Regions from separate parts of the Mus musculus genome. Here region 2 is linked to region 1. The links are chromatin contacts, found by Hi-C in ENCODE. All regions are on one chromosome and are shown on one strand. Each heading gives the region's core, a stretch centred on a gene start or an enhancer-like site at or near the end of the contact. The rest is flanking DNA. Distances are from core to core; before and after follow the strand shown.

Evidence for each region. Hi-C counts contacts between places; a loop is a spot of excess contacts on that map.
Region 2: a map of heart shows a loop between it and region 1 (2.0-fold over the local background). The contact joins the enhancer-like site here to the promoter of 4930430J02Rik in region 1. A Hi-C loop is called at or near these places in 3 of 37 maps with a recorded cell type or tissue (Patski and heart).

What each region holds. Positions count from the first base shown.
Region 1 is chr9:57,387,605-57,394,210 of GRCm38, forward strand. It overlaps 4930430J02Rik (RIKEN cDNA 4930430J02 gene), which reads left to right and starts at 3,466. Exons shown (of 3, transcript NR_040729.1): 1 at 3,466-3,589. It also overlaps a transcript of Ppcdc not described here.
Region 2 is chr9:57,422,064-57,428,669 of GRCm38, forward strand. All of the region lies in intron 3 of Ppcdc (phosphopantothenoylcysteine decarboxylase), which reads right to left. Among named protein-coding and RNA genes, the nearest start is that of Ppcdc, 15 kb to the right of the region's middle. Within about 2 kb of position 3,093, at least 1 of the 3 ENCODE cell types and tissues checked has a DNase peak (open chromatin) inside an H3K27ac peak, as active enhancers do; it is heart, where a contact is called at or near this core.

The sequences.
Region 1 (6,606 bases), core at 2,216-4,715:
TGGGATTACAGGGATGAGCTGCTATGCCCAACTCTAAGAACTCAATCTACTTCCAGGTGGTGGTGGTGTGCCCCTGAACCTCAGCATTCAGGAGGCAGAGGCCAGCAGAACTCTGTGAGTTCAAGGTCAGCCTGGTCTACAGATCAAGTTCCAGGACAGCCAGGACTACACAGAGGAACCCTATCTCCAAACAAACAAACAACATAACAGTCCACTAACAGATACAGCAATTGCTAACATTTTCTTTCAGCTTGAAATTTATATTTTATTTTCTTTCTGTTCCCTTCTGAAAAGCAAAAGTTTTGTGTGTGTGGGGGGGGGGGGGTTGTTTGTTTTTGTTTTTTGTTTTTTAAGTTTTTGAGACAGAGTCTTGCTATACAGCCCAGGTTGGCCTGAAACTTGGGATAATCCCTCTTCTCCAGCCACCTAAGTGCTGAGATTATAGGTGTGAATCATTACATCTGTGTGGATCATGGTTTTTGTGTGTGTCATATCTAAGAGATATTTGATCAAGACTAATTTTTCTATTTTTGTATATATTTTATATTTTTGTAGTTTGTTATATTAGTTACTTACTTTAGATCTGTGATCGTTTTTAGCTCATTGCTGTACACAATGAGAAGGTGACTGTCTACATTATAAGTCTGGTACGAATCTATTTCTTAGTATATTTACTTATTATTTTGGTGTATAGATAAGTTACCTGGAGACTATTTGTTTAAAAGGACTTTCAGGGATAGAGAGCTGGCTGAGCAAGGAAAACTGTTTGTTGTATGAGCCTGCTGAACAGTGTGTGAGCCTCAGAATTCATGTAAAAACCAGATGAAGTAGCTCTCCTCCATCCTTATCGTGATATGGGACAGAGAGACAGGAGAATCAGCCAGAAGCTCTAGAGACAACTAATCCCCTGTAGACAGAAACTGACAGATGAGAGAGAGAGAGAGAGAGAGAGAGAGAGAGAGAGAGAGAGAGAGAGAGAGAGAGAGAGAGAGAAGAGGTAGAAGGAAGAGTGGACTTGTCTTCTGACACTGTCACCCTAAGCCCTTTCTCTCCCCTCATTAAATTAGTTAATTAATTAATTAAGTTAAAGGACTTTCTCCTCACTCACTAAGTTGTAATTTCCAGCCATGGCCCACAGAGAAAGAAAAGCTGAAGTGCAGGCATTGTGATTTATTTGTTATTCTGCCTTCTGTTACCCTTTTCCACACATTTGTGCTTTAATATACAAGGGTGGGGAGACGTCTTGGTAGCACTATTATGCCCAGGAGACCACCAGAGATCATAACACCGATGCAAGTACACAAAAGAGCCTTTATTCGAATCCAGACTCAGATCACAGCTTTCCCTGCTTTGCAGGTTAGGAATGCGATGCTCACGTCTAGGGGTTTGGAGTATATATGGGAGATGCATAAGCTGGTGCTTTCGAGCCTTGGTGTTACATGATTGGGTAGAGGGTAAAGGAATGGTATCCTTCAGAACCGAATATGTTTGTTCAGACAGCAAGGCAGGACCATACAGCAGGAAAAGAATCTTTTTGACCTGGGAAGAAATAACTTATTCCATTATCAGAGGCTAGTGTATTTTTACAAGCTGGCCACAGCTGTCTGGGAACACTTAGTTGCCTCTTCCCCCATAGCTCTAGAGTGGAGGCCTTATCACTTCAAGGGCACTAATTTTCTCCTTCCTTCAAAGGCAGGAGGCATCTGCACCGAGGGTGGGGTGGGGGAGCTGGCTGGCTGACTTAGCATGAAAGGGAGTGTGAGACTCAGTGCCAAGGATTAAAGCAGAGACAAGGGCAGGGTGCCTTGTATCTCTCCAGCACAATTCTGCAACAGCAGCACTGAGGAGGCTGGGACTGGATGGCCAGAAGTTCAAAGCCAGTCTAGTCTACCTAATGAGAGACTCTCACCCAGGAACACTCATTCAGGTGATCAAACCTAGAGCCTTACACATGATAGGTAAGTTCTATACTACTGAACCCAAATCTGCTGGGGTTTTTTCTTTCTTTTTTTTTTTTTTTTTCCTTTCTCAAAATAGGGTTTCACTCTGTAGCCCTGGCTGTCCTAGAACTCACTATTTAGATCAGACTGGCCTCAAACTCACAGAGAGTGCTGGAATTAAAAGTGTGTGTCACCGTCACCTGACCAAATTTCTCTATACAATGAGTCTGCCAATTGCTAGGTGAAATATAAATGTCTCATTATTTTCAAAATGCTTTGTGAATTTTAATATGATTTTAGAAATTTGTTGAGTATCTTGCTTTTCTTTTCTTTTTTTTTTTTATTACCATGTCAAATACCATGGCGAGATGGCTCAGCGGGTAAGAACACTGGATGCTCTTCCGAAGGTCCTGAGTTCAAATCCCAGCAACCACATGGTGGCTCACAACTACCTGTAATGAGATCTAGTGCCCCCTTTTGGTGTATCTGAAGACAGCTACAGTGTACTTATGTATAATAATAAATAAATCTTTGGGCCAGAGCGAGCAGTGACTGAGTTGACTGAAGTGAGTAGAGTTGACCAGAACAAGCAGAGGTCCTAAAATTCAATTCCCAACAACTACACGAAGGCTCACAACCATCTGAACAGCTACAGTGTACTCATATACAAAAAAATAAATAAATAAATCTTAAAAAAAAAAAAAAAACAAACCACCATGACCAAGGAAACTTATAGAGGAAAGCACTTAATTTAGGGGCTAATAGTTTCAGAAGGTAACCATGATCATTGTGGTGGTGAGCATCAGGCAGACAGGCATAGCACTGGAGCAGTAGCCTGTGAGCCTAGTCAGAGAGAGAGAGAGAGAGAGAGAGAGAGAGAGAGAGAGAGAGAGAGAGAGAGAGAGAGAGAGAAACTGAAAAATGTGGGCTTTTGAAATCTTCTTCATCAAGGCCATACTTCTAATCTTTCTCAAATAGTTCCATCAACTAAACACTAAAAATTCAAATATATGAACTTATGGAGGCCATTGAAACTATCACACTGAGAATTTAGAGGTCTAAAATCCTCTCTCTCTCTCTCTCTCTCTCTCTCTCTCTCTCTCTGTGTGTGTGTGTGTGTGTGTGTGTGTGTGTTGGTAGAGGATGAGGTGGGGGGAGATAGTAGGTCTAGGTCTCACTCTGTAGCCCTGGGGATTGGAACTCACTATGTACCCCAGACTGGCATTTACTGTGTGACCAAACTCTTCCTGGGAGACACAATACACACCTACTCACTCCAGAAAGAACAAAATATGGATAAAGTCCAATCCAGTGAATTAATGAATTTTACTGAGATTAATTACAGGAATATGGGTGAGAGGTTACTTATAGGAGCAGAAATGACTCAAAGACAATTGCATCACCAAGACATGGCTGACATCACCAAGCATGGCTGACAGCTCACAAAGCTGGGAACTTGGAACACAATGTGCAGCCTTTGGGCCGCTCAACTGGGTGGAGAGTGTCCTTTCCAAGTAACTGATTTAAATCTCTTTCAGGCCGCTCAGCTGGTTTCTGCTTCTCCCACATAGCGGATCTTGTCTCAGAATCTTTGCAGCTCAGTTTCTTTCCTCTGAGAGGGATTGTCTTAGCTTTTATTGTTTACTATGGTAAGGAGGAGCCTAATGAATCTGGTTACTTTCAGGAACTTCCTGAAGCTATTTTGAGTTGTTTATCTTCCTGCTTAAGGAGCTTTCTGCAGGATAAAATGTTTCAATCTCAGAGGAAATTGTTACATAACAGCACAGAGCGATCCTGCTAAGAAGTTGCTTTGGTTTTTGTTCTTTCACTGTGCCTGAACTCTTACCAAACTCACTTTAATTATTTACTTTTTGTCTTTCCCAAATATGTTTATTGCATTTTATTTGTTTGATTTTGAGACCGGCTTTTGGTATGTAGGTCAAAATGGCCTCGTGATTTTTGATCCTCTTGTTTTGTTTCAATCTCCTGAGTACTAAGATTCCTGGTCAGTGCTTGTAAGTAGTACAGCTCTGAAGGGACTTAATCTGGCAGTTGAGAACCAAGAAATACTACAAAGTCACACCTCACAACAAACCTCACACTAGAGATTTATTGGAAAAGACACAAAGGGCAGCTGCCTCTGTCCCGGGTGGGGTGTGGGGTGGGATGAGCAGCAGAGAGCCAGGCAAAGTAGGCTCTATATAGAGTTTGTTGGGGAGGGTTGGGGGTAGAGTTTTCCAGGATGGAGATTGATGGGATTTCAAGTCCTGAGCCCAGAAATTGGTGAGTTTTCGAGTTCAGGGATTGGTGGGGTTTCAAAGCCAGGAAATGCGCTGAAACTTTTTATCCTACAGGGCCACCACACACAACTGGCCTATTTATTGTATCATAAAAGTTACTTTTGCTGTAAGCAGAGGTAAATGCTTATGATCTGAGCTATTTGGGAGGCTGAGGAAGAAAGATTGCAAATTCAAGACCAGTCTGGACTACAGAGCAGTACCATTTCAAAATAAATGTTTAAGCCGGGTGGTGGTGGTACATTCCCTGAATCCAAGCACTTAGGAAGCAGAGGCAGGTAGATATCTGAGTTCAAGGTTAGATGGTCTACAGACTGAGTTCTAAGACAGCCAGGGCTCTACAGAGAAGCCCTGTCTTGAAAAACCAAAATTAAGTAAAACTTTAAAAGGAGCTAAAAGTGCAGCTCAGTGATATTGTGTTGTTAGTTGCCTAGCATGTGTGAGGACCTGGATTCAACTCCTAGTAACTGGAAAAAAATTATTTTATTGCATTTGTATTTAGTTTGTGTGAAAGCACAGTGCACATGCACACTCAAGTGTACTTGTGCATGTGTGGCAGACAATTTATGGGAGTCAGTTAGTACCTCTACCAGAAGAACCATATCACTGGTCCATAACATTTTTTAAAAATAAAAATAACAAAATAGAAAGATGGGGTGGGGGTGGGTGGGTATGGGGGACCTTTGGGATAGCATTGAAAATGTAAATGAGGAAAATACCTAATTTAAAAAAAAGTGTTAAAAAAAAAAAAAAAGAAAGAAAGATGGGTTAATTGGATCTCCTCTACCCTTGGAAAAGCTGGCACCGTGACAAACATCTAAACCTATAAGGGTCTGAAAATCGCTGAAGGAAGACCCTGGACTCAGATAGTATGCAAAAATAAAGAGCATTTATTCTGCAGAAACTCCTAGCATGCCAGAGTCCACCAAGAATTGGCAACCCAGATAGAGACATTCAAGTTCCTTTTATATCAGGACTGCTTAATTGCTTCTGAGATAACAGCAGACTTCTAAAACTTAGGGCACATTCCAAGGGGTTACAGAAACCATTAACCAAATGTCATAAAGAAGACATACACCACTGGACCCCAGGTGCAAAAACAGGAGATAAGATATTGACTTGGTTTGTCTAAACAAAATTTCAAGGATGGCTTAGTTACTGTCTTGAACTTTTCGTGACCCTGAAAGCCAGTAACCAATGGTGAAAGTTAAGCCAGATGATTGCTCTTAGTGTATATGTATGTAGGCATTCTCTTTTATAACCTCTTACTCAATTTATGACTGAATTTATGTGCAGACTCACAGTGAGCTTTTTTACCATGTGAATGCATGCTCTGAGAGTCATGCAAGTACTGAGAACAAAAGGCAGAGATAAGTCCCTCTCCCCTCTCCTCCCCAAGACTTTAACTTGGAGAAGCACAATTCCCTGCAAGTCTTTTTACCTAGCCTCCAGCTGTTCTCACCACAAGGTGCCAAACCGGGAGGCTGAAGCCTCCAGTCCCAGAGCAATTCAGACAAGCTGATCAGCTGTAGCAGTAAAGTACCTTACACTCAGGATAGAGAGCAAATGGTCCATGGCCTAGTTTCTGAGTGGAGATAAAAGGGGATATGAAAAATGAACTCCTTGAACCTCAACACTGATAAAGAAAAAGGGCCTTTGAAGCTTACTGGTCGATTCCCAGCACCCACATGTCAACACACAACCATCTGTAGCTCCGGTTCCAGGGATCTGATGCCCTTTCCCAGTCTCAGCAGGCACCAGGCACACAGAGGGTACACATTCATACATGCAGGCAAAGCACTCATGCACATAAAATAAGAATAATTTTGTAAAACGCCTCTTCTACTTTGTCATCTGGTTTGGCTACCCTTCTAACAGCATCAAGAAACTTCAGACACTACTGACTAAGCCAAAATCCCCTCTGAGACAATGCGTGTTCTTCTGAAAAACAGTACAATCAAAGATGTCAAAGACAATAAATCAAATGTGCTCATATAGGACTAAAATAATCTACAATTATGGGTTTTTGACACTTGCTTCTTATCCCAAATATAAGGAACACCCCTCACAAATCTACCTTACAATTTTGCTTACAAAAGGCAAATCTTTAAACCTTGCTGTAAATTACAATTTCTGATCGGTAATCTAGAAAGGCTCAGGCTCCTACGTAACCAGTGTAAACACACCTAAGCTCAGCTCTCCTTCAAGAAGCCCACAACCACACGCAGGTATGTCTTGTCTTCTCTGTCTTGTCTTCTCCTGGGGGCCTCTTTTTCTTAACCATCATGCTTAAAATCTGTGTTGTAATCTCTTAATAAACTCCAACTCTGCCTCTTCATACTGATTTATCCCGACATTTTTTTTTCTGT
Region 2 (6,606 bases), core at 1,843-4,342, 34 kb after region 1:
GACAGCTCCAATTCTGCTGCATCCACTTGGCTGCCTGATAAGAACTTGGTGATTCAGGTCGAGGGAGCCTCTCTGCACATAGCCAGGTCACCAGCCCTTCCCTTGGCTGTTTCTCCCCTACACAGAGTGGGGTGGGGTGGGGTGGGGGGACCATGCTCTGCACAGCTCTTTTTTTTTTTTTTTTAAAGATTTATTTATTTATTATATGTAAGTACACTGTAGCTGTCTTCAGACACACCAGAAGAGGGAGTCAGATATCGTTAGGGATGGTTGTGAGCCACCATGTGGTTGCTGGGATTTGAACTCAGGACCTTCGGAAGAGCAGTCGGGTACTCTTACCTGCTGAGCCATCTCATCAGCCCTCTGCACAACTCTTTAGAGCCAAGCTGGGGCAAAAAGCAGACATCTCAAAGATGAAGGCTAAGGAGTAGCCGCAGGTCTAAAGTTTTCAGAATTCTTCACCTGTCCCTTGTGCCTCACGTCTCCTACTTACCATCCCTAATCATACCCAAAACCTCAGGGATGTTTTTAGATAGCCTTTAAACCAGTGGTATGCATCCTGTGGGTCTCAACCCCTTTGAGGATAGAACATCCCTATCACAGGGGTCACCTAAGACCATCTGTATATCAGATATTTACATTACAATCCATAACAGTAGCAAAATGACAGTTACGAAGTAGCAGAGGAAATAACTTTATGGTTGAGGTCACCACAACATAAGGAGCTGTATTCAGGAGTACAGTGTTAGGAAGAGTGAGAACCACTGCTTTAAACTAGACCTTCACTGAGGTGGCCTCTCTTACGGCACCCAGGAACAACCTTGCCAGTTCTGAGCAATGGCAGAGAGAATGGACGAAAGGGGAGACCATGTAAGGGTCAAGACAATGAAAAGCTCAAGTATGGGCTTAATACGTTACACTGTGAGAATGACACATGAACTCCATCACAGGTAACTTTCCAAGTAGAAGGAAAGTCAGTCTATATAACAAAGGAATGAAAAGGGAAAGCAGCAGAGAGAAGACAGAGTCGGTAGAAAGAACTAAGTACAACGCCAGGGGTAGCCACATGTGGTGGCACATACCTGCAATCTCAGCACTCAAAAGGCAGAGGCAGGAGGACTATGAGTTCAAAGCCAGCCCAGGCTACATAGTGACACTGTCTCAAAACCAGAGGGGACTGGGGATATAGCTCAGTTGGTAGAGTGCTTGTCTCTCTTGCACACAGCCCTAAGTCTGATCCCCACACTGCGTAAAACCAGGCAGGGTGTCACACACCTGTGATCCCTCCACTTAGGGAGGTGTAGACGCAAGATCAGAAATTCAAGGTACATTTGGCAAAATAGTGAAGTCTAGTTCAAAGTCATCTGGGGATATGTGAGACTGTCCAAGGAAAAAAGGGGGGCTGGAAAAAGAAGAAGTTAGGAAATAGGCTCATCGTAGAGGCCCTGGGTTCAATTCCCAACATGGAAAAAATATAGATGGCAGAACTAGGTCCAAATGTGATCAATGTAAATACATAATAATCTGCACATCACTACACATTGTCTGGGCTGACAGGACTGCTCAGTGGGTACAGGCACTTGACACTAAACCTAGACATGAGTTCAATTCCTAGAATCCGATGCTGGAAAGAGAGAACTGACTCCCTCAAATGGTCCTCTGATCTCTCCATACATGCAGTGTATGTACACATACAAGATAAATAAATAAACATGTAAAAAACAATCACATCTTCACTCAAGCTGGGTACAGTGGCCCATGCCCACAACCCAGCTTTTCAGGAGGCTAAGGCAGGAGGCTAGGAAGTCCCCTTGGGAACTTGGTAAAGCTCTGTTTCAAAATAAGAAGGAAAAGAACTGGCAGTGTTGCTCAGTGGTAGTGTTTGCCTAGCTCGCATGAACCCTTTGTTTGATATCCAATACTATAAATAGAATAATAATACATAATACATTTCGGCCAAGTAAAGTAAATGAAACTCTGAAGGACAGAGGAGGGAATGACAGCAGTGATGACCCATCAACACACTTCTGGGAAATTAAAGTGGGAGGAAACATGAGCAGATGAGATTAGAAGACCGAATGATCAAGACCCAGAACATCAATGAGAACAAGCCCGCCAGAGGAAAGGAGGGAGGCAGCCCAGGGAGCAGAGGAGCAGCCCAGCCCAGCAGCCCTCTGAGCTGTCAACCAGCAGCCAAGCAGCCCTGGGCTAGAGGTCATCTACAGGAATCCCAGGCACGGGCATTCCCAACCAAGCTCGCAACACTGTGTCTACAGGCAGGAGACCCGGGAGCCTTCTGGAAAACCCAACCACCCTTGGACTACTAGGGGGTTTTCAGGGAAGAAATTGTGAGGTACTAAATACTGAAGGCTCCCAACCGAATCTTTCATTCCCAACTGAGTCTGGGCACCCAGCTTTTCACGACTAAATAGGCGCAGCTAAAGAATATCAGACATTTGAAGAGAACCCTCTCCATTAGAAAACAAAATCAAACAACTAAATGCAGAAACTCAAGACGATGCAAGGCGAGAGCTCAGAGCTGAGGGATGCACCCAGCAGACGCTGACCTAGTGCTGTATTTCTTTTCATGTGTATGGGTATTTTGCCTGCATGTATATCCAAGCACCATGAGCATGCAGTGCCTTCAAAGGCTAGAAAAGCAGACCCCACCCCAGGGCTGAAATTACAGACAGTTATGAGCTATCCATGTCCTGGGAATTGAACCCGTGTCTTTTGTAAGAGTAGCCAGGACCTTCACTGGTGAGCCACCTCTAGAGCTCCATAGTGCTATTTTTTTAAAGATCTATTTAGAGACCAAAAAGAACTCCTGGAAATTAAAATTATAAAGAAATATGAAATTCAATGTACCTCATCTGGACAGCAAAGTAGAGCAGACCCTATGTGGAGGGGTGGGTGCAGGTGAGTCTGGAAGGGCTGGCCCTGCCGCTCACTGGCTGCAGCACTCGGGAGAGTGGGTCCTGCACCTCCCCTGGGCAAAGGCACAGGTAAGCCACCACCCAGGACTTGAGAGCAGGAGAGCTGACCCTGCCCGTTACTGGCTGAGGCACGGGCTGAGCTAGCAAGGGCAATACTGGAGAGCTGGCTGGCCCTGGTGGTTTGAGCACAGGAGAGCTGGCGAGCTGACCAGACCAGCTGCCTCCCAGTCCCAGACCCAGGGTTCATCTAGGATCTGCTGGAGCCTGTGAAAGGGCTGGGCCTGCAGACCCAAAGCTACAGGATCTCTATGACACCAGGCAATGTCAGGATATCCGGGAGAAGTTCCTGTGAGGATCTGGTAGAGATGGTGTGGCAGAGGCCAGAGGCCCCAAGGCAGACTCATGACTCATTGCAGGGAACATTTGCAAGTGGAGATGTGTGACACACTGTGACACAGCACAGCTTCCACAAGATTTTCTTTTTATTCTATTTTGTTTTGTTTTCTCTGCAGGGTGTGGGGGTCTGTATGGGTGGGAGGAAGACAGGAAGGGACTGGGAGACATTTGGGGTGCGTGATGTCAAATTCTCTGGGAATCAACAAAAAATTAAAAAAAAAAAAAATGCAGTGCACTGGGCATGGTGGCTCACGTCCTTAATCCCAGTACTTCGGTAGCAGAGGCCATAGGATCTCTGAGAGATCAAGGCCAGGCTGATGTACTTAGTGAGGTCCTGACCAGCCAAGTCTATACAGCGAGACTCTTGAGACAAGAGCCAAAAAGCAATCTTAAACATTTTACAAAACAAAACAAACTAATAGAGTTAACTCAATGCAAAGTTGGTATATACTTGAACAAAAATATAAAACTATGAAAAAAATACCAGAAGACCAATGAGGGGAGGGGAATCTGACTAATAAATTCCACAAGGGAAAAACAGGAAAATGTGGCAAAACAAAACAAAACAAAACAAAACACAAAAAGAAAAAATCAAACCTGTTAAATTAAGCCAGGTGTGGTGACAATACCTAGAGTCTCGGCACTGAAAGTTGAGGCAGGAGGGCATGAATTTGGGACTAGCTCATGGCACACAGCAAGACCCTGTCTCAAAAACAGAAAAAAAAAAAAAAAAAAAAAAAAAGAGGGTTGGGGGATGAAGGGAGAAGGGTAGAAGAGGAAGGAGAGGGAAAGGAGGAGCCTGAGGTACAGAGACCCTGTCTCAGAAGATGCACACCGGCACAGAGCACCGACCACGACTCCCACCAGTACATATGGGGTTGGCAATCAGCAAGAGCTCCGCGAAGTCCTCGTCCGTGCAATCAGGCATGTCATCCCTCAGTTTTCTCATAAATGCCCACTTAACAGAGCCAGCTGTCTGCCTGGTCTATGGCAGCTCCTAGAATCTTAATTCTGCTATTCTGCCTGGCTTCCTCTCCACCTGTAACCACCATCAGTATGCCCCAAAGCCCCCAAAGATGCTGAGTCAGTTGAGGACAAGAGACCTCCCACAAGGCCACGTGTTAGGAGGAAAGAAAGAGGGATAAAAGAGAATCGGGATTGTACCCTTCTCGTTTGCGTGTGACACAGGGTCTCAGGTATTCCGAGCTGGCCTTGAACATCCTATAAATCCAAGGATGACCCTGAACTTCTAATCTTCCTGAGTGCTGGTATTATAGAGTTCTATCATCTCTCACATTTTACCTGGTTGTGGGGATCGACAAAGGGCTTTGAGCATGTACTCTACCAACTGAGCTGCATCCCAACAGGAACAGCCTTTTTCTAATAGGATCTTTCACTGGTTACAAACAGCCTGACAAACATCTCCAGGGGTCTAGGAAGATATCCATTAAAGATCTCCTCTAGGGCTAGGAGATTCAGCTAAGAGATCGAGTGCTTACCTAACACCTAAAGCCAAAATTACAGTCTCAAGTCTAAGTTATGGCTTAAGGGCTGAAGAGATGGCTTGCTGCTGTGCCAGAGCACCCAGGTTCAGCTTCCAAGCATCCACACGGCAGTTCACAACTGGTCTGTAACTCCAGCTCTATGGGATCTGATGCTCTTCTCTAGCTTCTGAAGTCATATGCACACATATGAATAAAATTGGTCCTACCAGCTGGGCGTGGTGGTGCACGCCTTTAATCCCAGCACTTGGGAGGCAGAGGCAGGCGGATTTCTGAGTTCAAGGCCAGCCTGGTCTACAGAGTGAGTTCCAGGACAGCCAGGGCTGCACAGAGAAACCCTGTCTCAAAAAAAAAAAAAAAAAAAAAAAAAAAAAAAAAAAAAAACCACCACCAACAACAAAATTGGTCCTACCATGCCTGATCCCAGTGAGCCCTACAGAACTCACGTTTCTTTTCTTCTCTTTTCTTTTTTTAATAAGGCATTCTGACTATGCAGTCCTGGCTGACCTGGAAATCACAGAGATTCACCTGCCTCTGTCTCATGAGTGTGGAGAATAAAGGCACACGCCACCTGCTTTGTGGTTGTTAAGACAAGGTTTCATGCAGCCCAGACTTAACACACTGCAGTAAGGGATTTTCGCCCTCCGTTTCTAAGAACTTCCCAGTCATCTGTGAACACTGGGTCTATACTTTCTCCGCTGTAAGCCTCCTTGGAAAGCTACTCTCTGAAGATCAAAGGACTCCACTCTAATCTCAAAAGCCTCTGCCAGCTGTAAGGAAAGACTCTACCTAGGGCTAGCTCGGAATCATCCCAAATTGGTACTGTTCTTGCTTAGGGGGTCCTGGCTTCCTCTGGCGCCTCACTTGCTTTCCTCTCCAAACATCCTTCAATACCCCAGTGCCTTCACGTTGCCTTTCCACAAACATGCCACCTCCAGAGGATCTCCTGGTCAGCCTGGATCCACAGATGACCTGGATCATCCTTTAGGGCTCCTACCCTAAGCAACAACTCTACTTGAGATCTTTCCTTCAAGATTTTTGCACTACTTCTTAGCCAGTCCACACTCTGGCTACCCTCCCAAGGTATACAGCCTCGCTGCTAGGGAACCTCCTGGGGGGAATGTATTCACCTAAGGAGTAATGTGGCGTATATCTGATAGGCAGGGCTTCCCTATGCCCTTCCCCACCCCCAGTGCTAACAGGCAAGCCCAGGCTAGTTTCTCTGGTTTTAAAGAGATGCCATTTGATCTGACTCATCAGCCCTGTCGGGTTTGTTCTTTCACCTTCATTCACTTAGCAAAAAGGTCCTGAGTGCCAAGGGTTGGGGGGGTCCTGGATCAGCACATGCACACATGCACACACACGTGCACACTTGTGCATGTACACACACACACACACACACACACACCACACCACACTATATACTATTCATTCATTCATTCACATCAGGCAATAAATGCTAAGGCGTTCTGGCAGGGCAGAAAACGTCCTGAAGGCAGAACCCCCCCCCCCCCATGCTTTCTCTGAAATCCTGTGGGTCCTGGTGGAATAGAGCTGTGCATTAAATCTCCCCCACACTGCATAACTCCCGAGAGTCAGCTCTGTGCTTGGTCCCCTACCGAGATCCCTCTGAAGATTAGGTTTTGTATCAAGTATTTTTAACTGGTACTTCTTTGTGCGATGTGACTGAAGCCTGGCCAGACATGATTGCATAAGCTGTCTGCATTGTGTCTAGCATTTATAGAGATTCCTTCCTGAAACCAGTTCACGAG